Linked DNA regions of Homo sapiens: region 1 is linked to region 2. The links are chromatin loops, found by intact Hi-C in ENCODE. Cell type or tissue: Caco-2. All regions are shown on one strand. Links, peaks and the distances in the headings refer to the core of each region. The heading gives the core; the rest is flanking DNA. Region 1 holds the start of LINC01290 (long intergenic non-protein coding RNA 1290). Region 2 has its middle 38 kb from the start of EMP2.

Region 1 (16,043 bases), core at 3,804-11,803, 97 kb after region 2:
AAGCGCAAATAGAGTTCCGGAGCTGGGTTGCTTCTGCTGCAGTACAGAATCCACATTCAGATAACCATTTTGTATATAATCATTATTTTTTGAGGTTTTTCTAGCAAACGTATTGTTTCCTTTAAAAGCCAAAAAAAAAAAAAAAAAAAAAAAAAAAAGAAAAAAGAAAAAAAAAATCCAAAAGAGAGAAGAGTTTTTGCATTCTTGAGATCAGAGAATAGACTATGAAGGCTGGTATTCAGAACTGCTGCCCACTCAAAAGTCTCAACAAGACACAAGCAAAAATCCAGCAATGCTCAAATCCAAAAGCACTCGGCAGGACATTTCTTAACCATGGGGCTGTGATGGGAGGAGAGGAGAGGCTGGGAAAGCCGGGTCTCTGGGGACGTGCTTCCTATGGGTTTCAGCTGGCCCAAGCCCCTCCCGAATCTCTCTGCTAGTGGTGGGTGGAAGAGGGTGAGGTGGGGTATAGGAGAAGAATGACAGCTTCCTGAGAGGTTTCACCCAAGTTCCAAGTGAGAAGCAGGTGTAGTCCCTGGCATTCTGTCTGTATCCAAACCAGAGCCCAGCCATCCCTCCGGTATCGGGGTGGGTCAGAAAAAGTCTCACCTCAATTTGCCGACAGTGTCACCTGCTTGCCTTAGGAATGGTCATCCTTAACCTGCGTGCCAGATTTAGACTCGTCTTTAGGCAAAACCTACAGCGCCCCCCCCCTCACCCCAGACCTACAGAATCAGAGTCTTCAAGGGATGGGGCCAGGGAATCTGCATTTCTAACGCGCTCCCTGGGCAACGCTTCAGATGCGTTGAAGTTGGGGACCACGGTGCCTGGGCCAGGTCAGCAGAGCTGCCTCGTAAATGCTGGGGTATCGTCATGTGGAGATGGGGAGGTGAATGCAACCCCCACAGCAGGCCAAAACCTTGGCCTCCATCGCCACAGCTGTCTACATCTAGGGCCCCAAAACTCCATTCCTGAGCCATGTGAACTCATAGACACCTTCAGGGTGTGGGGTACAGCCTCCTTCCCATCTTATCCCAGAAGGCCTCTCCCTTCTTGTCCAGCCCTTCATGCTACACCTGGCTGGCCTCTCACCCCTATTTCTAGAGCCTCAGAGGACCCATCCACCATTCATTCATTCATTCATTCATTCATTCATTCATTCATTCATCAACATAAATCATAACTTGCATGCATGTGCCAGGCACAGGGGATACCCTCTAGAGACAATCTCCTCCTAGGGCTCATGGCCTAGTGGAGGAGACAGATTAAAACTTAATTAGAAAAACTGGCTGGGTACAGTGGCTCATGCTTGTAATCCCAGCACTTTGGGAGGCTGAGGCGGGTGGATCACCTGAGGTCAGGAGTTCAAGACCAGCCTGGCCAAAATGGTAAAACCTGTCTCTACTAAAAATACAAAAATGAGCTGGGCGTGGTGGTGCATGCCTGTAATCCCAGCTATCAGGTGGCTGAGGCAGGAGAATCACTTGAAATGGGAGGTGGAGGTTGCAGTGAGCCGAGACCGTGCCACTGCACTCCAGCCTGGGTGACAGAGTGAGACTCCATCTCAAAAAAAGAAAAAAAAGAAAAGAAACTAATTACACACTGTGATGGAGGCTGCAAAGAACACCACTAAGAATTCAAAATCAGCTGGGTGCGGTGGCTCACACCTGTAATCCCAGCACTTTGGGAGGCTGAGGCAGGTGGATCACAAGGTCAGGAGTTCAAGACCAGCCTGGCCAACATGGTGAAACCCCGTCTCTACCGAAAATACAACAAAATTAGCCCGGTGTGGTGGCAGGTGCCTGTAATCCCAGCTACTTAGGAGGCTGAGGCAGGAGAATCGCTTGAAACTGGGAGGCGGAGGTCGCAGTGAGCCGAGATTCACCACTGCACTCCAGCCCAGGCGACAGTCTGAGACTCCGTCTCAAAAATAAAACGATTCAAAATCGAGGCCTGTGGCATGGTAGGGAGGCTGCTTTACGCGTGCCTATTATTAAATGCTCCTGGAGGCATTTAGGTATTTAGATCAGTCTAAATATAGCTCCATTCAGTTCGTGCAGATGACAGTTATTGGGCAGTACCTGTCTGTGTAACACCCAGAAAACATGTCTGTGGAGGGGCCCATGGTCCCGACAGTAAATGCGGTGAGAGGGTCCCATAGAGCTGGAGTTTTCAAGCTTTAGGGGTTCCCGTGCTGCTTGGGACAGGCTGATTCAGAGGGTCTGGGTGAATGATTTCCAGGTGATTTTAAGACTGTGCTGAGAAATAGGGCTTTTGGGGCCTTGTCCTTCAGGATCAAAGCATGATGCTGTGTGGCAATGCAGACCACCCAGGAACCATCCCAGGAGATAAGCTCTTTGCACCTCATTGTCTTTTTCTGCTTATGTTGGAGCAGGATGCTGGGGGCTGTCCTGGGATGGGGTGTGGGACCTCGTGCTATTTAAATACTTTTGCACTTGACCTTCTGCTGAGTGGAGTGGTGGTTTGCCATCAGCTCAGTTCCAGTGGAGCTGAAGAGACATCTGGTTTGAGTAGTTTTAGGGCCACCATGGATATCTCTTCAATGCAGGATTGGCTCTTTCCATCTGCTCTTTCATTCATTTGTTTTTGACAGATAGTATTAAATGTTTACCATGTTCCAGGCACTGTGTGAGGCTCTGAAAATACAGGGGTGAGCAAATCCAGATATCCTCCCTGCCATCATGAAGTTTGGAGTCTATGAGATAGGACCCCCTCCCTATGGAGAAGCCACCAATGCAGTACAGGGTGACCTGGGGCCAGAGACAGGACAAATGTCACCTCCTGCCTCCATGAGATACTCTCACTAGTCATATTGTGGGCAAGAATGTGGCTTACACCCCTAGGGTTAACAGGATGCTACCCAAGCTCATGGAGGAAGTTGAATCTTAAGTTCCCTTGAAACTTTCTACCTTGGTGGCTTTTCTATAATTTTCTTTTTTCTTTTTCTTTTTTTTTTTTTTTTTTGAGACTGAGTTTTGCTCTTGTTGCCCAGGCTGGAGTGCAGTGGCACCATCTTGGCTCACCGCAACCTCTGCCTCCTGGGTTCAAGTGATTCTCCTGCCTCAGCCTCCCGAGTAGCTGGGATTACAGGCATGTCCCACCATGCCCAGCTAATTTTTGTATTTTTAGTAGAGATGGGGTTTCTCCATGTTGGTCAGGCTGGTTTCGAACTCCCAACCTCAGGTGATCCGCCCACCTCAGCCTTCCAAAGTGCTGGGATTACAGGCATGAGCCACTGCGTCTGGCCTTCTATAATTTTCTGGTAGTCACGATGGAAACAAACAAAACACCTTAGAACCAGAGATCGACCCCCTCAAGCAATACATCAATTCCCTTCACAAGAAACGTCGGGGCTACATGAGTATCTGTGTTGAATGCGGTCTGAAATGATCCTATGGATTTTCCCGGCTGGTTGCCACTGCTGTACAACATTCAGTGCCCACATCCACCTGTGCCATTAAGCTTTTTTGAGACATGAGAGATGCCTCTTCCCTGCTGTATGACATGCATTTGGGAAGTTGGAAAGAAATGACAAAATCAGGGAGAAAACATCCAAGCTTCTTACCTGTAGATAGAATCAGCCCTCACTTGGTGCTTATTACCAGTTATTCAAGAACAATAACAACAACAAAATTAGTAGACATCCAAGAAGCACATATTAGGACCAAAGATAGCATCAACTGTATTTGAAGGAACTGTAGTTTGCGCATTTTATGACATTTTTATAAAGTACTGTAATTCTTTCATTGAGGGGCTATGTGATGGAGACAGACTAACTCATTTTGTTATTTGCATTAAAATTATTTTGGGTCTCTGTTCAAATGAGTTTGGAGAATGCTTGACTTGTTGGTCTGTGTGAATGTGTATATATATATACCTGAATACAGGAACATCGGAGACCTATTCACTCCCACACACTCTGCTATAGTTTGCGTGCTTTTGTGGACACCCCTCATGAACAGGCTGGCGCTCTAGGACGCTCTGTGTTCACTGATGATGAAGAAACCTAGAACTCCAAGCCTGTTTGTAAACACACTAAACACAGTGGCCTAGATAGAAACTGTATCGTAGTTTAAAATCTGCCTCGCGGGATGTTACTAAACTCGCTAATAGTTTAAAGGTTACTTACAATAGAGCAAGTTGGACAATTTTGTGGTGTTGGGGAAATGTTAGGGCAAGGCCTAGAGGTTCATTTTGAATCTTGGTTTGTGACTTTAGGGTAGTTAGAAACTTTCTACTTAATGTACCTTTAAAATAGTCCATTTTCTATGTTTTGTATAATCTGAAACTGTACATGGAAAATAAAGTTTAAAACCAGATTGCCCAGAGCAAGACTCTAATGTTCCCAACGGTGATGACATCTAGGGCAGAATGCTGCCATTTTGAGGGGCAGGGGGTCAGCTGATTTCTCATCAAGATAATAATGTATGGTTTTTACACTAAGCAACTGATAAATGGACAATTTATCACTGGACAATCTCCCTCTGCTTCTTTAATGGGGCCAGCTTTGCAGCCCTGCAGCCTGGGTAGTCGCACACATTTCCATGCATCCAAGGCCCCCATGCTTGGGAGAATGATCTGCTAGTGCCATTTTAAATTATTTTATATGTATTTCTTGTAGAGACAGAGTCTCGCTGTGTTGCCTACACTGGTCTAGAACTCCTGGCCTCAAGCGATCCTCCTGCCTCGGCCTGCCAAACTGCTGGAATTGCAGGTGTGAGCCACTCACTGTGTCCGGCATAAAGTAGAACATTCTTACAAGAAATAAATATTTCGTAGTCATGGAGAAGAACGCTCCTAAAATGTATGTATCCGTTCATTCATCCATCCATTCATTCATTCTTTTATGGGGCGGGGGGTCTGTTGCTTATGCTGGTTTTGAACTCCTGGGCTCATGTGATCCTCCCACCTTGGCTCCCAAAAGCATTGAGATTGCAGGTGGGAGCCACTGCGCCCGGCTTTAAAGTTCTTCGTATTTGAACAAGCAGCCCCATATTTTCACTTCTCAGGGATCCCCACAAATGACTGATCCTGTTTGTTTTTTAACCTTCCTGTTCATTGTTACTAGATCATGTTCTTTCATTTCATTTGTATTTAATAAAGACCTCTGCTTTAAAGGATGAGGTCATGATGGAATGAGACTATCTTCTACCACATATTCTGCTGAAAACTGAAAAATTCAGACAGAGAAGGAGAGAGAGAGAGACAGACAGATCCCTTTAGCTTCTATCTAAGGAATGCCAAAGGTAGCAAAAGCTATCTTTGTATCTTGAGAACACTCATTTCCATACTGTCACACAGGGTTTACAAACTAAAATCTTCAGAGGCTACTGTCTGCCTTCTTTGTGTTTCTAGATTGGATTTTTTTTTTTGTCCATATGGCTGGGGGATGGTGATCACCCCAGAACACTCAATTTCATATTTCTTCCATTCAGGAAATCAGCCTCTCATTCATTCATTCACCAAATATTTGCGTAGCTGTAATGGTACAAGCATTGTGCTAGGTGTTATGGTGACATCCTGTGCCTTTGTCTCCATTACATACTATGAACTTTTGGAAGGACATGATTGAACCTTTACCACCCATTACCAGGCCATAAGGAGCCCCAGCTGGACACAACTGAGATCACAACACATCACCCATCGCCCTGGAGTGGGAGCCGCCTTAATGAACTCAGTCCCTGCCTTGATCTAGATAATATTAGTCTCAGTTTCAAGTTTCCAGGGCTAGATTCTGATGGGTCTGTCTTGGGTAACACACTCACTCATCATTGCCCCAGTACTTGGCTGGAGTCAGGAGTGAGATCAAATTATGCAAACATGCGGGTCGCGGTGCAGTGGCTGATGCCTGTAATCCCAGCACTTTGGGAAGTGAAGGCGGAAGGATCACTTGATGCCAGGAGTCTGAGATCAGCCTGGGCAGCACAGCGAGACCCCATCTCTATAAAAACTACAAAATTAGCTAGGCATGGTGGTGTGCTCCTGTAGTCCCAGCTTCTCAGGAGGCTGAGGTGGAGAATCGCTTGAGCTTGGGAGGTCCAGGCCGCAGTGAGCTGTGATGACGCCGCTGCACTCTAGCCTGGTGACAGAAACTCTGCTTCAAGAAATAAAAATTCTTGTACATTCGTGAAACGAACTAACCCCTTCCCAAGAGGGATCTAACCTGAGGTCTCAACCGGCTTCCACTTCCAGCTCCCACTCCAGGGCGATGGGTGATGTGCTGCATCTCAGTCGGGTCCAGTTGGGGCTCCTTATGGCCTGGTAATGGGTGGCTAAAGGTTCAATCATGTCCTCTCAAAAGCCCCTAGTATGTAATGGAGACAAAGGCACAGGATGTCACCATGAATTGTCCCCTTGGAAAAGGGACAGGCAGAGAACCAATGTCCAGCGGCCACAGGTTCATTATTGGTCACAAATAGCAGGAAGCCCCTTCCCTGGCGGGAGGGAGATTGGTGGCTGCTCAATCCGTTGCTCTTGGTCCTGCTTAGTGGAACCATCTCCCTCATCCACTGTCCCCTGTGGTCAGATTTAAGATGGGTAGTGTGGAGCAGGCCCTTTCTTTCTTTCTTTCTTTCTTTTTTTTGAGACGGAGTCTCACTGTCTCCCAGGCTGGAGTGCAGTGCCGCGATCTCGGCTCACTGCAAGCTCCGCCCCCCCGGGTTCACGCCATTCTCCTGCCTCAGCCTCCCGAGTAGCTGGGACTACAGGCGGCCGCCACCACGCCTGGCTAATTTTTTTTTTTTTTGTATTTTTAGTGGAGATGGTGTTTCAACGTGTTCGCCAGGATGGTCTTGATCTCCTGACCTCGTGATCCGCCCGCCTCTGCCTCCCAAAGTGCTAGGATTACAGGCGTGAGCCACCGCGCCCGGCCAAATGAAGCGTCCATTGACCGGGAACTTTCTTTCTTCCTCTGGGTGTGAGGCCTAGTGTCTCAGAGGTAATTTTCAGCGTTGTATAGTTACAGGCTCTTCTCAGTCACAGATGGGGTTCCTTTGGCCATGCAAGATCTTGTCTCGACCCAATTTCTTCAAGTTTTTTTTTCAAAGCACAAAACATTTATTATCACAGAGATTTTGACAGTCAGGAATCCAGTAGTGGCTTATCTAGGTAGTTCTGCCTATGGCTTTTATGTGATGGGCCTAATAATTTGAGCCTCAGAATTCCTGGCCCCATGCCTCTGAGCTTTACTGCAGCCTTGAGGCAATACCTGCAAAGCCCTTCTAATCTGAGCTATCTCTCTATGCCTGTCCCTCTGTCTGATGAAAAATGCTAAAGGATCTAACATATCTTTTGCTGGAATCCCATACATCTTATCTTCTGCTTAGCTTTTTGCCGCCACACTATTGATCCTTCATTTATAGCAGGGCTTAGCAGATTATTTGCTTTTATATGGTTTACAAGCTGAGAATTTGTGTTCTTAAAAAGTTGTGAAAATAGTTGGGCACGGTGACTCATACCAGTAATCCCAGCACTTTGGGAGAGTGAGACGGGAGGATCGCTTGAGCCCAGGAGTTTGAGACCAGCCTGGGCCACATAGCAAGACACTGTTTCTACCAAAAAAAAAAAAAAAAAAAAAAATGCTGTGAATGGTGGCGCAGGCCTGTGGTCCCAGCTACTTGAAAGGCTTAGACAGGAAGATTGCTTGAGCTTGGGAGATGAAGGCTGCAGTGAGCCGTGATCTTGCTGCTGTACTCCAGCCTGGGCAACAGAGTGAGACTCTGTTTCATCAAAAAGGAAAAAAATGTTTTAGGCCGGGGCAAGTGGCCCACACCTCTAATCCCAGCATTTTGGGAGGCCGAGGTGGGTGGGTCACTTGAGGTCAGGAGTTTGAAACCAGCCTGGCCAACATGGTGAAACCTCATCTCTACTAAAAATACAAAAATTAGTCAGGTGTGGTGGCAGGTGCCTGTAATCCCAGCTACTTGGGAGGCTGAGGCAGGAGAATCGTTTGAACCAGGGAGGTGGAGGTTGCAGTGAGCTGAGATCACACCACTGCACTCCAGCCTGGGCAACAGAGCAACACTCCGCCTTTAAAAAAAAAAAATTGTAAAATAATGCAAAGAAGAATATACAACAGACTTTATTTGGACTGGGCGTGGTGGCTCATGCCTGTAATCTCTGCACTCTGGGAGGCCCAGGTGGGTGAATCACCTGAGGTCAGGAGTTTGAGACTAGCCTGGCCAACATGATGAAATCCCATCTCTACTAAAAATACAAAAAACTAGCCAGGTGTGGCGGCGGGCGCCTGTAATCCCAGCTAGTAGGGAGGCTGAGGCAGGAGAATTGCTTGAACCTGGGAGGCAGAGGTTGCAGTGAGCCGAGATAGCGCCACTGCACTCCAGCCTGGGTGACAAGAGCGAAACTCTGTCTCAAAAAAAAAAAAACCTCACGTGGCCTGCAACGCCTGAAATATGTACTATCGGCACTTCATAGAGAAAGTTTGTCAACTCCTGGTCTTGCACTTGACTTGTCTATTTCTATAACTCTCTAAATCTTTGGATTCTCCATCACTGTAGATTGCAGGCTTCAGGCAGAAGGAATCTTAGCAAAGCTGCATTTTCTTCCATTTTGCCATTGGACCATGTTTGACCCAAGATTTACTTTTTCTTTTTGGATCTTACTGAAGGCTCTAAGAAGTTGAACTTGCCAACATCCTGATATATTTCTACAGTTTCTCCTGATACTACAACATCCACAGGTTCATGGTTGGTGTAAAATAGGCGGCAGTTTGAACCAGGCTTCAACTATGGCCTGTGGGCCACATCCAGCCCACCACCTGATTTTGTAAATTAAATTTTATTGGGACACAGCCACACCCACTCATTTACATAGTGTTCATGGACGCTTTCCAGAGTAGAGTTGGGTAGTTCCAATAGAGACCATTTAGACCACAAAATCTGAAATATTTACTATCTGGCTCTTTGCAGAAAAAGTTTGTCAAACCAAATGTTTTGCCATAGCGTGACAAGAGTAACAGCTTCCCAGCCTGAATAACAGTATCTCCACTGCCCTCTGACCTGACACTGCCATTCAGCTAATTCCACGTGAGAGTGTCTGTTGCTTGCAGCACTAACACAAGCTACCAAACTTAGTATTAGTCAAGGTTCTTAGTTGCAAGCAATAGTGACTCTGGCTGATTTAAACAGAAAAGAAATTTACTAAAGGGAAAGCTAGTAGTGCCCAGGCTTGAAAGCATGTGCCAAATCCCCCCTAGTTGCCTCAGATCGTTCCACAGAACAATTTGGTAAGAAAACCACTGCTGTCAGGGCCGGGCACAGTGGCTCACGCCTGTAATCCCAGCACTTTGGGAGACCAAGGTGGGCGGATCACCAGGTCAAGAGATCGAGACCATCCTGGCCAACATGGTGAAACCCCGTCTCTACTAAAAATACAAAAATTAGCTGGACATGGGTGTGCACGCCTGTACTCCCAGCTACTTTTGAAGCTGAGGCAACAGAATCGCTTGAACCCGGGAGGCGGAGGTTGCAGTGAGCTGAGATGGCACTACTGTACTCCAGCCTGATGGCAGAGTGAGACTCTGTCTCAAAAAACAAAAAACAAACAAAAAAAGAAAACCACCGCCATCACCACAAGATGGTATGGTTTGCAGCCAATATTTGCACCTGTGCTATCCCTCCTTCTGTGGATTGGGAGCCTGGCATGGTGCCTCTGACTGGTGAAGCCTGGATCACATGACCATGTCCTGGCTGCAGGGAAGGCTGGGAAATGATGAGCAGCCATCTTCAGTTTACATCATGGTGGTTAGTTCTGCAACCCACCAAGACTCAGAAGGAAAGGAATTCCCCAACGTAGGAAGGAAGTTCAGATGTTGGGCAAACAAAATATCAAATGTCTACTAAATCCTATCAGAAGCCCAGTTCCCTGTCTACCCACAGCTAATTTCAAACTATATTCATCCATATCACACCTACATATTCTTTGCTATATTATGTACAGTCTGCACTGTTGTTACATACTTAGCTTTTTTTTTTTTTTTTTTTTGAGACAAGGTCTCACTCTGTCACCCAAGCTGGAGTGCGGTGACAAAATCATAGCTCACTGCAGCTTCAACCTCCTGGGCTCAAGCAATCTTCCCATCTAAGCCTCCCAAGTAGCAGGGACCATGGGCGTGCACCACCACACCAGGCTAATTTTTTATTTTTATTTTTGTAGAGATAGGGTCTTGCTATGTTTCCCAGGCAATCTGGAATTCCTGGGCTCAAGCGATCTTCCACCTTGGTCTCGCAAAGTTTGTTTCCTGTTTTTTTTTTTTTTTGAGACGGAGCCTCACTCTGTCGCTCAGGCTGGAGTGCAGTGGCATGATCTTGGCTAATTGCAACCTTCACCTCCCAGGTTCAAGCAATTCTCCTGCCTGAGTCTCCTGAGTAGCTGGGATTACAGGCATGTGCCATCACCTCCAGCTAATTTTTTTTTTTTTTTTTTTTTTTTTGAGACAGAGTCTTACTGTCGCCTAGGCTGGAGTGCAGCAGCGTGATCTCGGCTCACTGCAACCTCTGCCTCCCAGGTTCAAGCGATTCTCCTGCCTCAGCCTCCTGAGTAGCTGAGATTATAGGCACCCCCCACCACTTCCAGCTAATTTTCATATTTTTAGTAGAGACAGGGTTTCACAAAGTTGGTCAGGCTGGTCTCGAACTCCTGACCTCATGATCTGGCTGCCTCGGCCTCCCAAAGTGCTGAGATTACAGGCGTGAGCCACCACACCCAACCCACCCCCAGCTAATTTTTGTATTTTTAGTAGAAACGGGGTTTCACCATGTTGGCCAGGGTGGTTTCAAACACCTGACCTGAAATGATCTGCCCATCTCAGCCTCCCAAAATGTTGGGATTACAGGCATGAGCCACCACGCCCAGACCCAAAGTGTTTTACATGTCAAGATGTGGAATGAATCTCTACTCCTCCCTCAAAACATGTATCTCAAAAATTTCCTGCTTCCAATGCATTTGCTTCATGGCCAGGGGAAGCCAAGCGTCCAGAAAGTGGAAGAGCGGGTACTACTACCACCCCCTAGTGGTGGCATGTGACAACACGGTATAGCAATAAAACATTGAAGCAAAGATACCAATTGCACATCCAACTTAGCCAAACCCAACGCAGTTGATAAAAGCTGATGTGTACAAATCCTGATTAATTTAGAATTAAATCTGTTACTGCTAGAACATGGCTATGTACCTACTTTCATTTATCTCAATTTATTAATATATAGCCATGGGATTAGCCATGTGATTTTTGTGCTTTTGTTAGTAGTATATTACTACATTGAGACAGATTTACAGTTTGCAACGGAATGTCAGTGTAGAATTGACTATACTTGCATGAGAAAAAGAATATATTTTCAGTACAAACCTATTATGAACTCTTTATTCATTCATTAATTATTTATTTTTGAGACAGGGTCCTGCTCTGTCACCCAAGCTGGAGTGCAGTAGTGAGATCTCAGCTCACTGCAACCTTTGCCTCCTGGGCTCAAATGATCCTCCCACCTCAGCTCCCGAGTAGGTGGGAGGATCACAGGCACATGCCACGACGCCGGGCTAATTTTTGTATTTTTTGTAGAGACAGGATTTCGCCATGTTGCCCAGGCTGGTCTTGAACTTCTGGGCTCAAGTGATGCCCCTGTCTCAGACTCCCAAAGTGCTGGGATTACAGGCATGAGCTACCGCACCCAGCCTTGAACTCATTTTAAATAGGTGTATTATGAAAAGTCTCTGTGAGTGTTTTCTTTCAAAAGTTTCTTTCTTTGTAAAGTTTTTCTTGTAAGAACTCCATATTGTATACCTGTAGGGCAGAGTTTTGCAGCATCAGTACAATTGACATTTGGGCTGCAGAATTATTGGTGGGGACTGTCCCGTACACTGTAGGATGTGTGGCAGCATCCCTGGCCTCTACCCACTAGATGTCAACAGTGCACCCCACCCCCCACCACTGCTGTGACAACCAAAGATGTCTCCAGACATTGCCAAATGCCCTCTACAAGGGGTAGGGACAAAATTGCCTCCAAGGGAGAGCCACTGCTGTTGGGTCCTATATACACCAGGAAATACGGTGATTGGCAACCATGATGGTGGGGCTACTTGGGGGCTGTTGGAAATTGCCAGCGAAGGTGGTTGGCCTAGAGTAGCTCACACCCATTTGGAAGGAAAGCCAATGACAGTCTCCCCCACCAGGGCCCTTGTTGTCTCTCTGAACACACAGGAGAACAGCACGGGATGTTCCCCATCCCAAAGCTGAAACGGCACATTTGCTCAATATTTGTCATCAGCTAAAACAAACAGACCAGAGGAACCAGGAAGAAACGGCTTCTCTGTGTTTGTAGAAGGACAATAGTTAATTTCACCAGGGTCTTGAACACATGTAAGAGAAGAGAGGTGTTACTTCACCTTGGCACAGGGTTACTTTAAAGCACAGATTTTTTATGCTTATTTTTTATTTTTTTGGCCAGGAAGGGAAGTTCAATTGCTGTGGTCTGCCATTGTCCTATCCAGAAAGAAATGATGGCAAGCCAGATGTGGTGGCTTATGCTTGTAAGCCTGGCACTTTGCGGGACTGAGGTAGGAGGATTACCTGAGCTCAGGAGTTCAAGACCAGCTTGGGCAATGTAGTGTGACCTTGTCTCTACAAAAAATTTTAAAAATTAGCTAGGTGAGGTGGCACACTTGTCGCCCCAACTACTCAGCAGGCTGAGGTGGGAGGATCGCTTGAGCCCAGGAGATTGAGGCTGAAGTGAGCTGTGACTGTGCCACTGCACTCCAGCAAGAGAGGAAGACACTGTCTCAGAAAGGAAAGGAGGCTGGGTGCGGTGGCCTGCAATCCCAGCACTTTGGGAGCCAAGGCAGGCAGATCACTTGAGGTCAGGAGTATGAGACCAGCCTAACTGACATGGTAAAACCCTGTCTCTACTAAAAATACAAAAAAATTAGCCAGGCATGGTGGCGTGTGCCTATAGTCCCAGCTACTTGGAGGCTGAGGCAGGGGAATCATTTTAACCCGGGAGGCGGAGGTTGCAGTGAGCTGAGATCATGGCATTACACTCCAGCTTGGGTGACAGAGTGAGACTCCATCTGAAAAAAACAAAAAAAAAAAGGGGGGGAAGGGAAGGGGAAGGGAGGGGAGGGGAGGACAAGGGAGGGGAAGAGAAGGGAAGGGAAGGGAGGGGAGGGCAGGAGAAGGAAGGGGAAGAGAAGGGAGAGGAGGGGAGGGGAGGGGAAGGAAGGGGAAGAGAAGGGGAAGAGAAGGGGAAGGAAGGGGAAGGAAGAGGAAGGAAGGGGAAGGAAGGGGGAGAGAAGGGGAAGGAAGGGGAAGAGAAGGGAGGGGAGGGGAGGGGAAGGGAGGGGAGGGGAGGGGAAGGGGAAAGGAAGAAAGGGGAAGGGGAAGGGAAGAGAGGGGAAGGGAAGAGAGGGGAAGGGGAAGGGAAGGTAAGGGAGGGGAGGGGAGGGAGGGGAAGGGGAAGGGGAACGGGAAGGGAGGGGAAGGGAGGGGAGGGGAGGGGGAGGGAGAGGAGGGAGGGGAGGGGGAGGGGGGGAGGGAGAGGAGGGAGGGGAGGGGGAGGGAGAGGAGGGAGGGGAGGGGAAGGGAGGGAATGGAGGGGAGGGAAGCGAGGGGAGCCTTTGGGAGGCTGAGGTGGGAGGGTTGCTTGAGGCCAGGAGTTCGAGACCAGCCTGGGCAACATAGGGAGGCCCCATCTCTACAAAAGTTTTAAAATTGGCTGAGTGTGGTGGTGTGCACTTGTAGTTCCAGCTACTCAGAAGGCTGAGGCAAGGGGATCCCTTGAGCCCAGGAGTTTGAGGCTGCAGTGAGCTGAGACCATGCCGCTGAACTCCATCCAGACTGGACAACAGAATGGGACTCTATCTCAAGGAAGGAAGGGAGGGAGGGAGGGAAGGAGGAAGGAAGGAAGGGGGAGGGAGGGAGAGAGGAATCAAGGGAGGGAGGGAGAAATGGAAGGAAAGAAGAGAGGGAGGGAGGGAGGGAAGGAGGGATGAAGAGAGGAAGGAAGGAAGAAAGGGAGGAAGGAAGAGAGGGAGGGAGGGAGGAAGAGAGGTAGGAAGGAAGGGAGGAAGGAAGGAAAAGAAAAAGACAGTGTCACCTGAAACATGGTTAGAGAAGTGCTGAAGCCGCTAAAGTGGGGAGGCTGCAAACAGCAGGACTGAATCAGAAGGGTCATCTAGAGCAGGCGGTGGCTGATCTTGTCATCGGGAGACGAGAGGAGTCGGGGAAGAGCAGGAAGGTGTGCAGTCAGCACGTGGAGCAGCTGCTGGCTTATCCTGTAGGTTTTCCTATGGGATGAACGTGAGGCAGGTTGCTGGGAGTTCCAAGCAGGATTAGGAGCCTTCAGTCTGAACTGCAGACATCCCAACCTCAAGAGTTGCCTCCAGGCCAGGCATGGTGGCTCACACCTGTAATCCTGGCACTTTGGGAGGCTGAGGCGGGCAAATCACCAGAGGTCAGGAGTTCGAGACCAGCCTGGCCAAGATGGTGAAACCCCATCTCTACTAAAAACACAAAAATTAGCCAGATATGGTGGCAGGCGCCTGTAATCCCAGCTACTCGGAGGCTGAGGCAGGAGAATCCCTTGAAACCAGGAGGCAGAGTTTGCAGTGAGCCGAGATTGCACCACTGCACTCCAGCCTGGGTGACACAGTGACTCTGTCTCAAAACAAAACAAAACAAAACAAAACAAAACAAAACAAAACAAGAATATTCACACACAAAAAACAGTTGCCTCCACTCAATGGCAAGGTGGGACTTGCAGGCTCCGCCTCCCTGCCCCATGTGTGAGTTGACCCAGTAACCAGAGCACCTGCTAAAGGACAGGCGACTCCGCCCTCTATGCTCCAGCCTCATCTGCTGAGCTCGTTCCCTGGCAGAGGAAGCAGAGAGCCAGAGGGTGATATGGGGCAAGTGCCCACTTAGCAGATTTAGCCAGCAGGTCAACTAATTTTAAGTTTCACTTGGCTTTCTGTCTCGTTGTACTTGAAAAAAGTCTTTATAATTTGCTGGCTGGGAAAATAGTTGCTTAAAGAATGGTTTATGGATGCTCTGCCTTAGAATCCATGGGGAACATCTTGAGATTGCAGATTCCTGGGCTGCGCACCAGACTTGCTGAGTCAGAACCTCAAGGGCTGGGGCCCTGGGATCTGCCATTTTGACAGGCTCTCCAGGGATTTGGATTGAGGGACGTTGGCGATTGCAATTGGGAATACTTTGTGGGATGCTTGATTCCGTAAACTAGGCCAATTAGCTCAGTTTAGGAGGTGGTTATGACCCAGAGCATCGGAGCTTCCTCCTTACCTGTCAGTTCTCTTCTTTCCCTCTCTAAGCACAATAAACACAGTGGCCCTGAGAGGTGTCTTGAAAATATAATAACAGGCCAGGCGCGGTGGCTCACACGTGTAATCCCAGCACTTTGCGAAGCCAAGGCGGGCGGATCACTTAAGGTCAGGAGTTCAAGACCAGCCTGGCCAACACGGCAAAACCCCGTCTCTACCAAAAATACAAAAATTAGCTAGGTGTGGTGGCAGGCGCCTGTAGTCGCAGCTACTTGGGAGGCTGAGACAGGAGAATTGTTTGAACCCAGGAGGCGGGGGTTGCAGTGAGCCAAGATCACACCACTGCACTCCACCCTGGGTGACAGAGGCTGACTCTGTCTCAAAATAAAAAAAAAAAAGAAGAAAAAAAGAAACATCTGAGACTGGGTAATTTATAAAGAAAAGAGGTTTAAGGCCGGGCACGGTGGCTGACGCCTGTAATCCCACCACTTTGGGAGGCTGAGGCAGGCAGATCACAAGATCAGAAGTTTGAGACCAGCCTGACCAATATGGTGAAACCCTGTCTCTACTAAAAATACAAAAACTAGCCAGGTATGGTGGCAGGCACCTGTAGTCCCAGCTACTCGGCAGGCTGAGGTAGGAGAATCTCTTCAACTCAGGAGGCGGAGGTTGCAGTGAGCCATCATTGCTCCACTGCACTCTAGCCTGGGCAACAGAGAGAGACTCTGTCTCAA
Region 2 (16,043 bases), core at 484-8,483:
ACCTGTAATCCCAGCTACTGGGGAGGCTAAGGTGGGAGAATTGCTTGAACCTGGGAGACGGAGGTTTCAGTGAGGCAAGATTATGCCACTGCACTCCTCAAAAAGTAGTTACACATAAAACTGCCCTATGACTCAGCAATTTCACTCCTAGATGTTTACCCAAGAGAAGTGAAAACGATCCTCAAATACTCATACACGAATGTTCAGAGCAGCACTGATCACATTAGTCAAAGGGTGGAATGACCCAAATGTCTATCCGTGGATGGATGGGAAAACGAAATGTGCTGAATCCGTACAACGGAGTCTGATTCAGCCATAAAACGGAATGAAGCACTGATCCATGGTACAACGTGGATGAACCTTGAAAACAGGATGCTAAGTGAAAAAAGTCAGACACAAATCCCACATAGTGTATGATTCCATTTATATGAAATGTCCAGAATAGGCAAATCCAAAGAAATAGATGTGATTGCTGGGAGAAGGTAATGGGCGTGACTGCTTAGTGTGTGCAGGGTTTTCCTTTGGAGTGATGAAGATGTTTTGGAACTAGAGAGAGTTGGTTGCACAACATTGTGAGTCCACTAAATGACATAGAATTGTTGCACTCCAGCCAGGCTGCAGTGCAATGGTGCGATCTTGGCTCACTGCAACCTCCGCCTCCTAGGTTCAAGCATTTCTCCTGCCTCAGCCTCCCAAGTAGCTGGGACTACAGGTGCCCGCCACCACGCCTGACTAACTTTTTGTATTTTTAGTAGAGACAGGGTTTCACTGTGTTAGCCAGGATGGTCTCGATCTCTTGACCTCAAGATCCGCTTGCCTCGGCCTCCCAAAATGCTAGATTACAGCCATGAGCCACTGCACCCAGCCAGGCCTCTGTTTCTTAATATACCTCTTCTGTAGGGGATTTCACTCCTTCCCCTCTTTTTTTTTTTTTTTTCTTCTTTTTTGAGATGGAGTTTCATTCTTGTCACCCAGGCTGGAGTGCAATGGCATAATCTCGGCTCACTGCAACCTTTGCCTCCCTGGGTTCAAGCGATTCTCCTGCCTCAGCCTCCCGAGTAGCTGGAACTGCAGGCGCACACCACTGTGCCAAGCTAATTTTTTGTATTTTTTAGCAGAGACAGGGTTTCACCATGTTGGCCAGGCTGGTCTCGAACTCCTGATCTCAGGCGATCTGCCCACCCCGGCCTCCTAAAGTGCTGGGATTACAGGCATGAGCCCAGCGTGCCTTCCCCTCCTTTTAATCCCATTCATCCCCCCACTGACTCCCAAACTTCTGGCTTCTAAATCCAGGCTCCTGAACTCAGCTCCTGACGACATTTCTAGCTTTACTCGCCCAGCTCCAGGCCACGCTCTGTTCCTCCCTCAGTAAATGCCCCACCAGCCGATCCTCAACCTTGAACTCATCCTTGATTCCTCTCTTTCTCCCACACCCCACATTTAATTCATCAGCAAGTCAGGTGCATACTACCTTCCTAATCTTTCCTGAAATTGGCCACTGCTCGCCTTCTCTTCTGTTACCATCTGAGGTAAGCACCTATTATGTCTCCTGGGCAACGTGGGCAACAGGTACAGTGGGGAATGCAGATGAGTCAACTTGGACTGTGACCCCCCCAGGCGCTTACAGGTGCTACGAGGAGTCACAGGGCCTATACACCACCAGATGCAGCTACATTTGGGCAGACGGGGGCCAGTGATCTTTCAGGAAAAATCAAGTTTGAAGTCAGGCACTTGAGTTGGGAAGGTCCCTGCACTTCAGTGAGCCTCAGTCACCTTGTCTGTATATAATGGTTCCCCCACCGTGAGGATGTCTAGGAAAACCTCAGCATTATTGGGACAGAATGCTTGAGCCCATCTGAGCACCAAAATATGGGTAGAAAAAAATAATAGATCTCCAACACGTTTTAAGCTATTATTGAAATGTTCGTGGATGCCATTGGGTTCAACCAATACATTATTGAATTGATACTGGCCTTCTGTTGTTATAGATTTTCTTTGACAAATCCTGAAAATATAAAGAAGGAGGCCACCTAATCTCATGTGGAGAGAGATTAGGTGGCCTCCTTCTGTCTTAATCTCTCCTCTTCTGTCATTATTTAAAAGAGGTGGTGGGATGACACCATGGTCAAGAGCAGAACCCTCCCTCCCTCCCTTCCTTCTTTCCTTCCTTCCTTCCTTCCTTTCTTTGTTCTTGAGACAGGGTTTTGCCATGTTGCGTAAGCTCCTCTTGAACTCCTGGCCTCAAGAGATCCTCCCGCCTCAGTCTCCCAAAGCACTGGGATGTCAGGTGCTAGCCACTGATCCTGGCATGAGCAGAACTTAACAACTAGATCTAATTTGACTCCACTCCTCACTAGCTGTGTTGCCCTGGGAAAGTCACTGAGTCACTGATCTCAGTTTCCCTATCTGTCAGAGGGGGCCAATATTCATTTCTCCCATTCATGGGTGACTGTGAGGACTAAGTTTGGATGATAGGACTAATACCTCCCATATCTAAGGGGTATTCAGTAATATATTAAGAATAACAGCTCATATTTATTGAGGATTTGCTCTGTGCCAGGCAATTTTAAAAGTACCATCTCATTTTAATTATCACTGAGCCCTGAAACATGGAAATGGAAATTAAGGCACAGAGAGGTTAAGAAACTTACCCATAGCCACACAGTCTCCTTATCTATATAATGGTCCCCCTAAGTGAGGATTTGCAAATAATAAATGACTGATACAGGATTTAAGTCCACTTATGAGAATCCAGGGTCTGAACTACTACTGACCACAGCTTCCCAAATAAAGAAAAAACTATTGTTTAGGGTGGACCCACAGACCAAAAAGGGTCAGGCAAAGGCCAAGCCCCACAGGGGCATCTAAAAGAGCAGAGGACCCCACAGTCTTGCTCTCAGAGGGGCTGATTTGATTAAACGTGTCTCCATTCTCTGGAGAAGAGAGTAATGATAACAATAACAATTGTAGGCCAAGGTGGGAGGATTGCTTGAGGCCAGGACTTCGAGACCAGCCTGGACAACATAGCAAGACCCCATCTCTACAAAAAAAATTCACTGGGCACGGTGGTGTGCACCTGTGGTCCCAGTTAGTTGGGAGGCTGAGGCAGGAGAATCACTTGAGTCCAGGAGTTCAAGGCTGCAATGAGCCAGGTTGGTGCCACTGCACTCCAGCCTGGAAGACTGAGCAAGACCCTATTTCTAAAACAACAACAAACAAAACAACAACAACAACTGGTGCTAACAGCTTGAATGCTTGGGAGATAGACGCCAAGTGCTCTATCTAATCCCCGTGCTCAACCCCGCTTTACAGATAAGGAAACTGAGGCACAGCGAGTCTAGGTCCCTTGCCCACAGTTACACAGCTAGGATGGGTTGGCCCTGGCCTTCAGCGCTTATGCACCCACCACCCAGGTGGCCCCCCACTGGTGCTTCTGCCCCCGCTTCTCTACTCCCAGCCAGTGTCAGTGACAAGGCACTGCCTGGGAGGGAGGCGGCTGCATTTTTTGCCTGGTCCAGAAATGTCAGTGCGTCACTGTCACACAAAGTCCTGGCTGTTGGCTCCTGTGATTCCCAAGGCACTCTAAACAAGTGTCCCTGCTCCCAGGGTGAGGGGTGGGGGGCGGAGCAGGAATGGGAGACAGGTTTAAAGCACACAATTAAAATTCCTAAGGGGCGATATGGAGTCTTATTCCACATGCAGAACATTCTTGGTCTCCATATGGCACAGGGGGCTGGGCTATAAGCCTCTTGCCGCACCTTCTCCCATCCCATGTGACCCCAGACTAGCTCCCCGGTGGAATTCTCTGTGTCTCCGAGACAGCTGGCCCCTCCCTCCCCACCCCCACCCAGCAAGGCTGCTTGGGATTCCTGGCGCTCCTCCGGGGGCAGGCACGGGTGTGGGCACCCATGGGCCGCAGAACCCTGGACAGCCTGAGTTGGGGATATCCGAGGGGCTGCTGGCCCAGGCCCCATGCCTGGTAGGTCAGCACCTGGCAGTGTGTGTGTGTGTGTGCTGGGAGTGGGTGTCTGCAGCCGCCCCTGCTGGGCCCTGGGTTGTTGGTGGTCTCGGAAGATAAGGGAGACCCATCAGCTGAGGGTGTGAATGAGAGAGACCTGCCTTCCCCAGGGGTGTGGGCCTCCTCTCCTGATAAGGGGCTGCCTTTAGGAGCTGAGAGCAGATAAGAGGCTGTCCTTATCCACGAACTGAACGGCAGATCAGGGAGGACCAGGGCGAGGCAAGGCAGGCAGGACACTGGGAGTGCAAAATCTAAGAAGTCTTCACTTTGGGTCACTTCAAGTTTTTTTTTTTTTTCTTTTCTTACTTTATTTTTATTTTTTGAGACAGGGTTTTACTGTGTCCCCCAGGCTGGAGTGTAGTGGCGTGATCTCAGCTCACTGCAACCTCTGCCTCCCAGGTTCAAGCCATTCTCATGCCTCAGCCTCCCAAGTATCTGGGACTACAGGCCCATGCTACCACACCCGGCTAATTTTTGTATTCTTTGTAGAGACAGGGTTTCACCATGTTGCCTAGGCTGGTCTTTGAACTCCTGAGATCAAGTGATCCACCTGCCTCGGACTCCCAAAGTGCTGGGATTACAGGTGTGAGCCACTGAGCCTGGCCTTTTTTTTTTTTTTTTTTTTTTTCCCAGACAGGGTCTCACTGTGTCACCCAGGCTAGAGTGCAGTGGTGTGATCATGGCTCACTGCAGCCTCCAACTCCTGGATTCAAGCAATTCCCTGCTCTCAGCCTCCAGAGTAGCTGGGACTACAGGGCTACAGGCACACACCACCCTATCCAACTAATTTTGTTTATTTCTTGTAGAGACACGGTCTCACTGTGTTGCCTAAGCTGGTCTGCAACTCCTGGCCTCAAGCGATCCTCCTAAAGAGCCTCCCGAAGTGCTGGGATTACAGGTGTGAGCCATGATGCCTGGCCTCACTTCACTCTTGATTATCTGGGGGAAGGCACTGGGGAGCAACTGCCCAAGGGTACATGGTCTCCGGTTGGCAATGAAAATGTTTTAGAACTAGATAGAGCTGATGAACATTGTGAATTCACTGTGAATACTCCTGAATGCTTTAAAATAGTTTCTATTTCATCTTGATTTTTTTGTTTGTTTGTTTGTTTTTTGTTGAGACAGAGTCTCTCTCTGTCGCCCAGGCTGGAGTGCAGTGGTGCGATCTCAGCTCACTGCAACCTCCGCCTCCCAGGTTCAAGCGATTCCCCTGCCTCAGCCTCCTGATTACAGGCGCCCGCCACCATGCCCAGCTAATTTTTGTATTTTTGGTAGAGACGGGGTTTCACCATGTTAGTCAGACTGGTCTCGAACTTCTTGGCCTCGTGATCTGCCTGCCTCGGCCTCCCAAAGTGCTGGGATTCCAGGCGTGAGCCACCGCGCCCGGCCTTCACCTTGATTTTTTAAGAAAGAGAAAGGGTCAGTTATGGCTGGTGCAGCCCATTCTCTTCCTTCCTCCAACCTTATTCTTGAACCTTTCTAAGGAAATTTCTGCATGGAAATTTCCATTAGATACAAGAAAACTTAGTGATTAAAAATTTGGAAAATATCTTGAAAATTTATGTAATAAATCAATCTATATACACATAAGGAGGACCTGCTCTCATGGCCCTTCAACTATAGGGTCTGCATTGGCACAAACCCATGGACCTCATCACATTTTACGCCTCCCTTGGCTCACCTTAGTCCCGACTCAGGCCCCTGTCACCTCTTAAGGGTGCTCTGTGCTTTTGCATCCTGTCACCCTATGTCTGTCCCAGCACAGATGACAGCTTTTCACCCTTTTTATGGGTCAGCGCTTGAGTTTAAAGCACCCACTCTTAGTCTGAAGCCCCTCTGCCTGGATTTAAATCCGAGTTCTTCAGCTCCCCCTGTGGGTGCCTCTGCCACTCACTCACACGCTCCAAGCCTTGGTTTTCTCATCTGTAAAATGGGGCCAATGACAATAGTCTCTACTCATAAGGGCTTACTTAGCAAGGGTTATTTGAATGTATATGAGGTCGGGGCCACAGAGACTGGCACACAGCAGGCTCTCACTAGCTGGTCCTGCTGGCCTAGGAGCTGTTAGGGACACCCTGCTTCAAAACGGAGAGCTACCTGGCAGGTGGGAGACCCTGCAGGGGCCTTGCCCACCTAGGACTCGCTGACTTGCACTCAGATTTAGCAAGACAGTGGTGCCTGCTGGGTGAAGGGGGCTTCTCACTCACCGCTGCCTCTGGAATAAGAGAAGGATGAGGAGAGAGATTGAGGACCCCAGGAAGCTGGGGAAGAGAGTAAATGACCTTTGGAATGGAAGGATGCAGAACACGCTGTTGGGATATGACACCCTCCCTGTCGCACCTCTCCATACTGGTTTCTCAGAAATCCCAGTGGACTTGATTTTTTTCCAGAAATGGAATAGGGAGCAGTATCATCAGTTTGCAGGGCAGGGTTCATTCTGTCCCTAACCCCCATCTGTCTTCCCTGGATTCCAGCAATTTGGTTTAGGAGCATTAAATCTAATAAAAGAGGAGATAACGAGGCTGGGTGGGGGAAAGTCTGGCTGCTGCGGAGGTGGGGAGATCGCAGATCAAGAATTATGGTAGGCGTCAGGGGCGGCGCCATGACGGTTGCATGCAAATGAAGCCACTGCAGCCCCGCCCTTTGACGCGCACCACACCCGTCACACCCCTGCGCAGACCTCGGGCATCTGGCCAGCTCTGTTCCAACCCAGCCCAGCCCACCGTGGGCACTGCCCACCTGCTCCCCCCACTGCCACTGCGTCCTACCCACCAGCTTCTGCGGGATTGAGAAGCCGCTGGGGATCCCCCTGCTCCCCGTTTCCTCCTCAAGACTTTGGAGCATATGAGGTGGTGGTAGGAGCGCGGGGCTGAGTCAGGTGCAGGGATGAGGACTCTGCCCGAGGAGCCGCATGCCTGCTCCTCTGAGCTCCCTGCGGCCCATCAGTTAGCGTCTTGGCAGGTGACCCCTTCTGGGCTGGAGGAGGTGGGTGGAATGTGTGTCGGGGGATGGGGGGTAGACCTGACATCACCTTCTGGAGAGCAAAGGGGTTTTTGGCAGTAGGACCAACAGGTTCCCTAGGGGGTGCCCACCCACCGCTGGGTCTGGGGGGATGCTGAGGCAGACACAGCCGGTGGGAGATGCCAAAACCCAGTCTACAGCTTTCTGTCTGCCAAGACAAGGAGAGGAGCGGAGCTGGGGCCTCCAGGCCACTTGGGCTTCCCCTCCTCCCTCTGCCAAGGCCTGCAGAAGCCGGGCTAGCCAGGGCCCGATAGGAAGAGGGAATTGGGAGAGAAGCCTGATTCTGCCAGAACCTGTCACGGGGCCTGTATGGCTCAGTACAGGCATCTGCTGAATGAGAAACCTTTTCAAAACAACGATCACAGCAGGCCTCTTGCACAAAACCCTCCCAGGGCTCCCCAGGGCTCCTAGGACACCCCATCTGCGGCTTCAACTCACTGCCACTTCTCCAGCTCCCCATTACCCCCGAGCTGCACTTTCCCACATCAGGGTCTTCGCGCGTGCTGTTCCCTCCTCCCTGAACATTGGTCCGTGTCCCTCCCTTCTTCCCCCAGTTCACAGCCTTGTGCTTGAGGTCACAGCTGTCAGTCAGTTTCCCAGGAAAGCCTTACTGGATCTCGCTGATGGGTCCTGTCAGCTTCTTTTTTTCCCCAGTCCAGTAGATTTCCTTTCCTTAGAATGTAGTTTCCCAAACTGCCTTGAAAATAGAGTCATGTGAAATATATATGTTTTAAAAATACAGATTGCTTGACCCTTTCCTATCCCTAGAGTCAGAAGCTCGGAGAGAGGGAGATGGGTGATGTTGAACCACCACCACGGGCTGGCAGCAGAGGGACGCCCCTACCCTAGGTTCTAAGCGCCAGGAAGTGGGCACCACCATTTCTTTATCGTTGCAACCCCACCTCCAGCACAGTGTCTGGCATGGGATCTGGCTCAAGACATTTTTATTAAGTGGATGGATGGCTATAGAATGAATGAAATTAGTCACAGTAACTAACTGTGATTCAATTCTGAGCATACTGTACTTCTTACCCGGCCTACGCAAGACTAGCCCACAAGAAGAATGCCAAGGTGGATGATGTGGGCGCTGGGAATCAGAGCTGAGAGAGAGTGAACAGGATGTTAATAAAACCCAAATGGGGTCCAGGATTGAGGCGAGTATGGGAAGAGGACACAAGTACCCACCCTGATGTAGCTGGACCCACCTCCTGCTGGGAGGGCATCTCTCCCCAAAGTCAGGTGGAGGCAGAGAATCGGTTACACCTGTTGGGGAACTGATGACCCAGACAGGACAGGGTAACAATGACAGCAATGAAGATGTGCCTTTTGGGCATCGGGATATTGCTAGGCAACTGCTTTGAGCATTTTGCACTTCAGGTCATGCATTCTAGTAGCTGCACCTGCTCCCTTGCTCCCTCTCCCTCTCCAGATCCTGCCATGCACCGCTTTCCTCTCTTTTCCCTCCCCTTCCAGTTCCTCCAAGTGTTAAACTTGGAATTGAAGTATTCCTTTCACCACGGTATGTCCTGGATTTCAAACAGCTCCTCTCTCCCTGCCAATCTCTCCATCGGAGCCCCTCTCCGTCTGTATTTGTTAATTTCAGGTTCTGTGAACATCGCCTCTGCTCTGGAGGTCAGGTGTGGTGGTGGGGCTCCTCCATCTGCTGTGAGAGTGTAGGGGTGAAGGGAGGAGGGACTGGGGGTAGCAGAAGGAGCCAGCCTCTTTCCCCAGCTCTCCTGCCTCTTGGCTTCCTACCCTGCAGCCAGGCCAGCACCCACAAGAGGCTGCAGCCTGCATTTCAGGATTTCTAGCTTGGCAGGGCGCCTGAGGGGGCAGGAAATGGAAAGAGAGGGCGGGAGGAGCCACAGGCTTTCCCAGTGCCCTGCCCAGGCTGGGATGAACAGTATCTTTGAGATCAAAAACCAACTGGCCCACACCCTGCAGAGCTGGCCTTGTCCCTGCCCCTTGATGGGAGGGGAGGGCTGAATCTGCAAAGTAGGAGGAGTGGGAGGTAGGGGCGCTAGGGAGTGGGTGGCCCCTGCTGTCACTGGGCCCAGGGGTTACTGTCAGGCCCCACCCCCGGGAGACAGAAAGGAGGCATTTCAGAGCTGGGTGGGCTGTGCTGACACTGAACGCTTGTTTGTCTGCCGCCCACACTCTCTGGGAATCGCCTGTGTGGCCAGGCACCCCAGGCGGAGGTTGCCGCTAACAGGAGGCCTGTGCCCATCGGCTCCCCCTCCCCAGAGGGGCAGCTCTGAGAGTGCCCCAAAGGACAAGGGACTGGGATTCTCAGTGGTGACCTTTGGGGCAGGACAGGGAGAGACCAGGGTAAGCCAGAGCCCTGGACTTTGCCAGGCCTCGTGAACAAAGCACCCAAAAAGTTTTAATAAAAGGCTCTGAAGACTCTGCCAACCTCCACCTCCGCCCCCCCCAGGAGAGTGTGGCCAACTGGGTGACTTGAGGGTGAAGGGTGAGAGCGTTGGACAGGCCAGGACTCGCTCCTGCTGCTGCGGGCTCCCTGGAGCAGGCGTCCCGGGAAATCAAAAATCCTCAGCCCACTCCTGAGTGCATTTCACAGAAGCAGTCTGAGCTCTGCCCTTCCTTTCTTGAAGACTGGCCTCCAGCTCACATGGGGCCCAGAAAGGAGCCCCCAGCTCCCCGGAAATCCTGGATCCAGGATTTCACAAGACAGCGAGCATTAGGGCTCCACAGAGCATTTGCTGAAGTTCTTTTTTTTTTTTTTTTTCTCAAAATGTGCGCCTTGGCTGGGATTCCCTGGGGGCAGAGAGGTGAGATGTGTTCACAGCCAGGAGGTCACAGCCCTCCTGACTCAGGTAGGGTGGAACAGACTGGGTAGGTGGCATCTTGGATTCTGACTTTGCTCTCTTAATCTATGGTCTTATTTACGGCTGGCTTCATGGACATTCACCTGTACAATCACACAGAAGTGCCATCTTAAAATTCCTTGTAATATTGAACAAGGAACTCTGTGTTTTCATTTTGCGCTGAGCCCTGAAAATTATGTAGCCGATCCTGGTCTTAAAACACAAGGGGCCGGGTGCAGTGGCTCACACCAGTAATCCCAGCACTTTGGGAGGTCAAGGCAGGTGGATCACCTGAGGTCAGGAGTTCGAAACCAGACTGACCGATATGGTAAAACCCTGTCTCCACTAACAATACAAAAGTTAGCTGGGCGTGGTGGCATGCACCTGTTGTCCCAGCTACTTGGGAGGCTGAGACAGGAGAATCACTTGAACCCGGGAGTTGGAGGTTGCAGTGAGTCGAGATCGCGCCACTGCACTCCCACCTGGGTGACAGAGTGAGACTCCGTCTTAAAAAACAAAACAAAACCTCAAGGAAAAATTAGTGGCTCTAAAATTCCTATTTAGGAGAAGCTTTGAAGTAAAAGGCTCATTAGGAGTGAGATCTAGGCAATTTATTCTGAAGCTGCACTTGGATAATAATGATAACAATAACAAAAGCAGCATATTCTTATAGCACTTATTAGGTACCAGTCACTCTTCTAAATGCTTTATGTGGGGCCAGCTGCGGTGGCTCAAACCTGTAATCCCAGCACTATGGGAGGCTGAGGGGGGCAGATACTTGAGGTCAAGAGTTAGAGACCAGCTTGGCCAACATGGTGAAAAACCCCATCTCTACTAAAAATACAAAAATTAGCCAGATGTGGTGGTGGGTGCCCATAATCCCAGCTACTCTGAGGCTGAGGCAGGAGAATCGCTTGAATCCAGGAGGTGGAGGTTGCAGTGAGCCGAGATTGTGCCACTGCACTCCAGCCTGGGCAACAGAGTGAGATTCCTTCTCAAATAAATAAATGCTTTATATGAGTTAGCCCATTTAATCTCCTTCCTTAGCATATCAATTATACTATTTTTCATCAGAACTACTACTATTCCGATTTTATAGAAAAGGAAACTGAGGCTTATTAAAACTAAAGAAGTGGCCAGGTGTGGTGTTTCATGCCTGTAATCTCAGCACTTTGGGAGACTGAGATGGGAGGATTACTCGAGTCCAGGAGTTTGAGACCAGCCTGGACAGCAGAGTGAGACCCTGTCTCTACAAAAAATCAAAAAATTATCCAGGCATGATGGCGTGCACCTGTGCACCTGTAGTCTCAGCTACTTAGGAGGCTGAGGCAGAACGACTGCTTGAGCCCAGGAGGCCAAGGTTGCAGTGAGCTGTGATTGCACTGCTGCACTCCAGCCTTGGGTGACAAAGCAAGACACTGCCTCAAAAAAAGAAAGAAAGAGAGGAAGGGAGGAAGGGAGGGAGGAAGGAAGGAAGGGAGGGAAGGAGGGAGGGAGGGATGGAAGGAGGAAGGAAGGAAGGAGGGAAGGAAGGAAGGAAGGAAAGAAGGAAAGAAGGAAAGAAGGAAGGAGGAAAGGAGTTAAAGAAGTGGCCCAATAAATCCTGGGCAGTTTGGCTCCACCACCCTTCACCCTCTGCTAGCACTCCTGTTTGTATTTAAAGTGGGTTTCTTGTGGACAACACATAGTTAGGTCTTGATTTTTCTAATCCATTCTGAGGTCTCTGTCTTTAATTGGTGTATTTAGACCATTCACATTTAAAGTGATTGTTGATGTAGTTGGATTAATACCTACCACATTTGTAACTACTTTGCATTCAGTACACTTGTTTTTACTTTTAAAAAATCTTCTCTTTTTCTACCTTCTCTGGTTTTGAGTGTTTTATGTGATTCCATATTCTCTCCTTTCTTAGCATATCAATTATACTTCTTTTAAGCAACTTTTTGGTGGTTGACCTAGAGGTTTTGTAATATACATTTACAAGTAATCTGAGTCCACTTTCTTGTTTGTTTTGTTTTGTGGGTTTTTTTTTTTTTTTTTCCAGGCTGGAGTGCAGTGGCACAATCTCAGCTCACTGCAACCTCTGCCTCTGGGGTTCAAGTGATCCTCCCACCTCAGCCTCCCGCAGGAGGAGTAGCAGGATTACAGGTGCTCGCCACCACACCCAGCTAATTTTTGTAATTTTAGTAGAAACTGGGTTTTACCCTGTTGGCCAGGCTGGTCTTGAACTCCTGACCTCAAGTGATCCTCCTGCCTCAGCCTCCCAAAGTGCTGGGATTACAGGTATGAGCCACCGCACCTAGCCCCTGAGTTCACTTTCAAATAACGCTCTAGGGCTTCACTGAGTATCTGCAATTCCTCCCTCCCCTCCTTTATAATGTTGCTGCCATTCATTTCACTTCTGCAAACGCTGTCATCAACCATAACCACCTAACACATTGTTCCTGTTATTGTTGGTTTACTGCAGTTACTCATGTCTTGAATCCTCACAACAATCTTACAAGGTAGAGACAGTCCTCAGCCTCATGTCACAGGGGTCTATGGAGCCACAGGAAGTTTCTGCAAGTCACTGGGTCACAGTCAGCGAGTGGCAGGGCTAAGCTTTGAACTCAGGCATCCCTCACACTGCAGGCAAGCAGCCTGCTTTTGTTTAGTTGAAGTGCTACCTGTCTTCCAACACAGCAAACTTTACTAAAGAGAGTTTTTATTCCTCTGCCGTTTTTATTTTGAGGCAGAGTCTCACTCTGTCACCCAGGCTGGAGCGCAGTGGCGCAGTCTCTGCTCACTGCAACCTCCACCTCCCAGGTTCAAGCAATTTTCCTGCCTCAGCCTCCTGAGTAGCTGGGATTACAGACACCTGCCACCATACCCAGCTAATTATTATTATTATTATTATTATTATTATTATTATTATTGTAGGTATGGTGTTTCACCAAGTTGGCCAGGCTGGTCTCAAACTCCTCACCTCACGTGATCTGCCCACCTCGGCGTCCCAAAGTGCTGGGATTACAGGCATGAGCCACTGCACCTGGCCTAAAGAGAGTTTTAATTTCCATTTTCTATGGCGTTTTCACTTAGTATTGTTCTGCTTAGCATATTATTATTATGGGGCCTTTGTAGGGGCTGATGGAGATGGAGGGGGCAACCAAAAAAATTGAGGTTCTGACCTCATCCACTGACTCCTCCCAAATCACATCCTGAGGTCCTGAGGGCTCAACCAAAAAAATTGGGGTTCTGACCTCATCCACTGACTCCTCCCAAATCACATCCTGATGTCCTGAGGGCTCAAGAGTGAGAGGGAGGGGCTCACCGTGCCCACCTTGTGGCATGAGGCATCAAGGGCTGGGGCATCCCCGTGTAGAAACATAGCCATCTGTTCTCTCAGGTCAACACTCTGGGTCTGCAGTCTGGCCTGCAAACCCTTCTCTAGAAAGTCTGATCTCTGGATTCTCAGGCTGTCCCCTGGTGACCCAGGGATTGGCTGTGGGTCTTTGGCAAGAGGCCAGAAGGGGCATTCCAGGGACCCTCCCTGCAGTAGCTGAGCAAGGCAGCACCGCTCCTGGAGATGGGCAGAAAGGAATCACTTTCTGTTTGTAAACAGCATCCACATGCTGCTGGCATCCTTCCTTCCTCCTGGCCTTCCTGAACTCTGCTCTTTTTGGCAGAGAGAAGCAATGTGGACAAGGTCCTGGGGCAGGAGCGGGCATGAGTGTCCTACCCAACCTCGCTGGGCTGATTTTCTAGGCTAGTGGGATCCCCCTGAAAAGGCATCTGGAATCCGACCTGAATTTCTTTTTTCTTTTCTTTTTTTTCTTTTTCTTTTTCTTTTTTTTTTTGAAACAGAGTCTCACTCTGTCGCCCAGGCTGGAGTGCAGTGGCACAATCTTGGCTCACTGCAACCTGCAACCCTGGGTTCAAACAATTCTCCTGCCTCAGCCTCCTGAGTAGCTGGGATTAAAGGCACACGTCACCATACCCGGCTAATTTTCGTGTTTTTAGTGGAGATGGGGTTTTGCCACGTTGGCCAGGCTGATCTCAAACTCCTGACCTCCAGTGATCTGCCCACCTTGGCCTCTCAAAGTGCTGGGATTACAGGTGTGAGCCACCATGCCCAGCCTCAGATCTGCATTTTTGGGGCAGACACAAATCTAGCTGATCTTTGAGAGGGAAGCCTAGATAGGGCAGAGGCAATCTGGACTCCCCAGATGCCTACAGAGCTGGGGCTGTGGGGCACCCAGTGTCAGGCTAAGAGGGCAGCTGCATTGTGGTAGGCAGCATTTTGATTGAACAGCATCTGTTCTTTCTGTCGACAGCATCCTCATTTCCCCTTGAGTATCTACGCTTCCGCCTTTCTCAAGTGATTCTTCCCCTCTGCTCCTGAGGGAGACGGGGGATCAGACGTGGCCAATCAGCAGATTCTCTTCTCCCATTGGTTCTATGTTGGTCTAGGCTGTCCAGTGGGAGTCAGTCCTAGGACTCTTTTGCTGAGACCATTAGAGAAGAGGAAATCTCCTTTTGCTGAGTTTGTTGAGCTGATCAGATGCAACCCTGGAGCTGCTAGAGTCTTGCTTCTCTGCTGACAAAGAGAACGTAGACCCTAAAGATGATTTTTTATTTTTATTTATTTATTTTTTAATTAATTAATTGTTGTTTGTTTGTTTGTTTGTTTAAGATGGAGTCTGGCTCTCTCACCCAGGCTGGAGTGCAATGACACAATTTTGGCTCACTGCAACCTCTGCCTCCTGGGGCTCAAGCGATTCTCCTGCCTCAGCCTCCCAAGTAGCTGGGACTACAGGTGCACGCTGCCATGCCTGACTAATTATTGTATTTTTAGTAGAGATGGGGTTTCACCATGTTGGCCAGGCTGGTCTCGAACTCCTGACCTCAGGTGATCTGCCCACCTCGGCCTCCCAAAGTACTGGGATTACAGGAGTGAGCCACCATGCCCAGCCCTAAAACTGATATTTTAAATGGCATTGTAAATGAGTGGGGAAAGAATGGATTATTCACAAAATAGAACAACTGGTTACACATTTGGAGGGGGTGGAAATTAAGTTGGACCCCTTCCTTGTATCACAAAACAATTCCAGTTAGATGAAGGAAGTATTAAAAAGTGGACACAGTGAAAGAAAATGCAGGATAATGCTTTTTCATACACATGAGAGTGGGCAAGACTTTCCTTAGCATGCCACAAAGTCCAGAAGCTACAAATGGAAAATATTTGCAGATTGACTTCCTGAAAACAGAAACCTGTATAGCCAAAGATAGCACAGAAAAAGTTGAAAGGCCAACAATGACTGGGAGAAAAGGTTTACAACATTGCAACAAAGGTAAATACTCCTAATTACAGAAATAACTGAATTGAACATCAATAGGACAAAAGGAAATACCGCTTATGCTCAAATTGGGCAAAGGACGTGAGCTCCAAAGTTACAGAAAAATAGTCAGATCGTTGTTCACTCCTAGGAACACTGATCAAAAGAAGCATCTGGGGGAAGGGATTAGAAGTGATGTCACGCACAGAACTGTTGAAGGAATGGAGAATATTTAGCATGGAAGGAAACGGGTTAGCGCAACACCTTCCAATAAAAAGATAATGTCAGGGGCCGGGCGTGGTGGCTCACGTCTGTAATCCTAGCACTTTGAGAGGCCAAGGCAGACAGATTGCTTGAGCCCAGGATTTCGAGACCAGCCTGGGAAACATAGCAAAACCCTATCTCTAAACAAAACAAAATAAAACAAAAATTAGCTGGGTGTGGTGGTGCATACCTGTTGTCCCAGCTACTCTAGAGGCTGAGGCGGAAGGATCGCTTGAGCCCTGGGGGTTGAAGCTGTAGTGGGCTGTGACCACACCACTGCAATCCAGCCTGGGCGACAGAGCAAGACTGTCTCAAAAAAACCAAAACAAACAAACAAACAACAACCAAATAGCTAGTATATAGAAAAGGAGTTAAGCCTGCTAAGCACAGTGGACAAAAAGACAGATCAACAGGTAAAAATAGCAGGGAGTTAGATTTTAATTCAACACAAGAAAAAACTATAATTTACGTTTGTACTATCCAAAACAGTAGCCATCAGCCCCAAGTGACCACTGAGCACTGATCTAGCTAGTCTGATTGAGAAGTGGTGACATGTAAAATACACACCAGATTTCTAAGATTTAGTACAATACATATGAA

Evidence for each region. A loop is a pair of places that touch in the nucleus more often than their neighbours do. Peaks named below come from ENCODE experiments on the same cell type or tissue, not always from the same donor. Only the 100,000 strongest peaks of a DNase experiment are listed, where the experiment ranks them.
Region 1: a loop joins it to region 2, with 7 times the contacts of the local background. A loop is called at or near these places in 5 of 110 quality-filtered maps.

Annotation. Positions count from the first base shown.
Region 1 is chr16:10,516,874-10,532,916 of GRCh38, reverse strand. EMP2 (epithelial membrane protein 2) reads left to right here. Exons shown (of 5, transcript NM_001424.6): 5 at 1-4,495. The coding sequence ends at 12. It overlaps LINC01290 (long intergenic non-protein coding RNA 1290), which reads left to right and starts at 4,719. Exons shown (of 2, transcript NR_149081.1): 1 at 4,719-4,825. In Caco-2, for the core only: a CTCF peak has its summit at 10,998 (motif pointing left); DNase peaks (open chromatin) are centred at 7,206, 7,466 and 11,016.
Region 2 is chr16:10,610,258-10,626,300 of GRCh38, reverse strand. No RefSeq gene overlaps it. Among named protein-coding and RNA genes, the nearest start is that of EMP2, 38 kb to the right of the region's middle. RefSeq lists enhancers at 1-289, 4,352-5,053. In Caco-2, for the core only: no CTCF peak of the experiment used is centred there; DNase peaks (open chromatin) are centred at 1,580, 3,700, 4,150 and 4,550; H3K4me3 peaks cover 368 bases.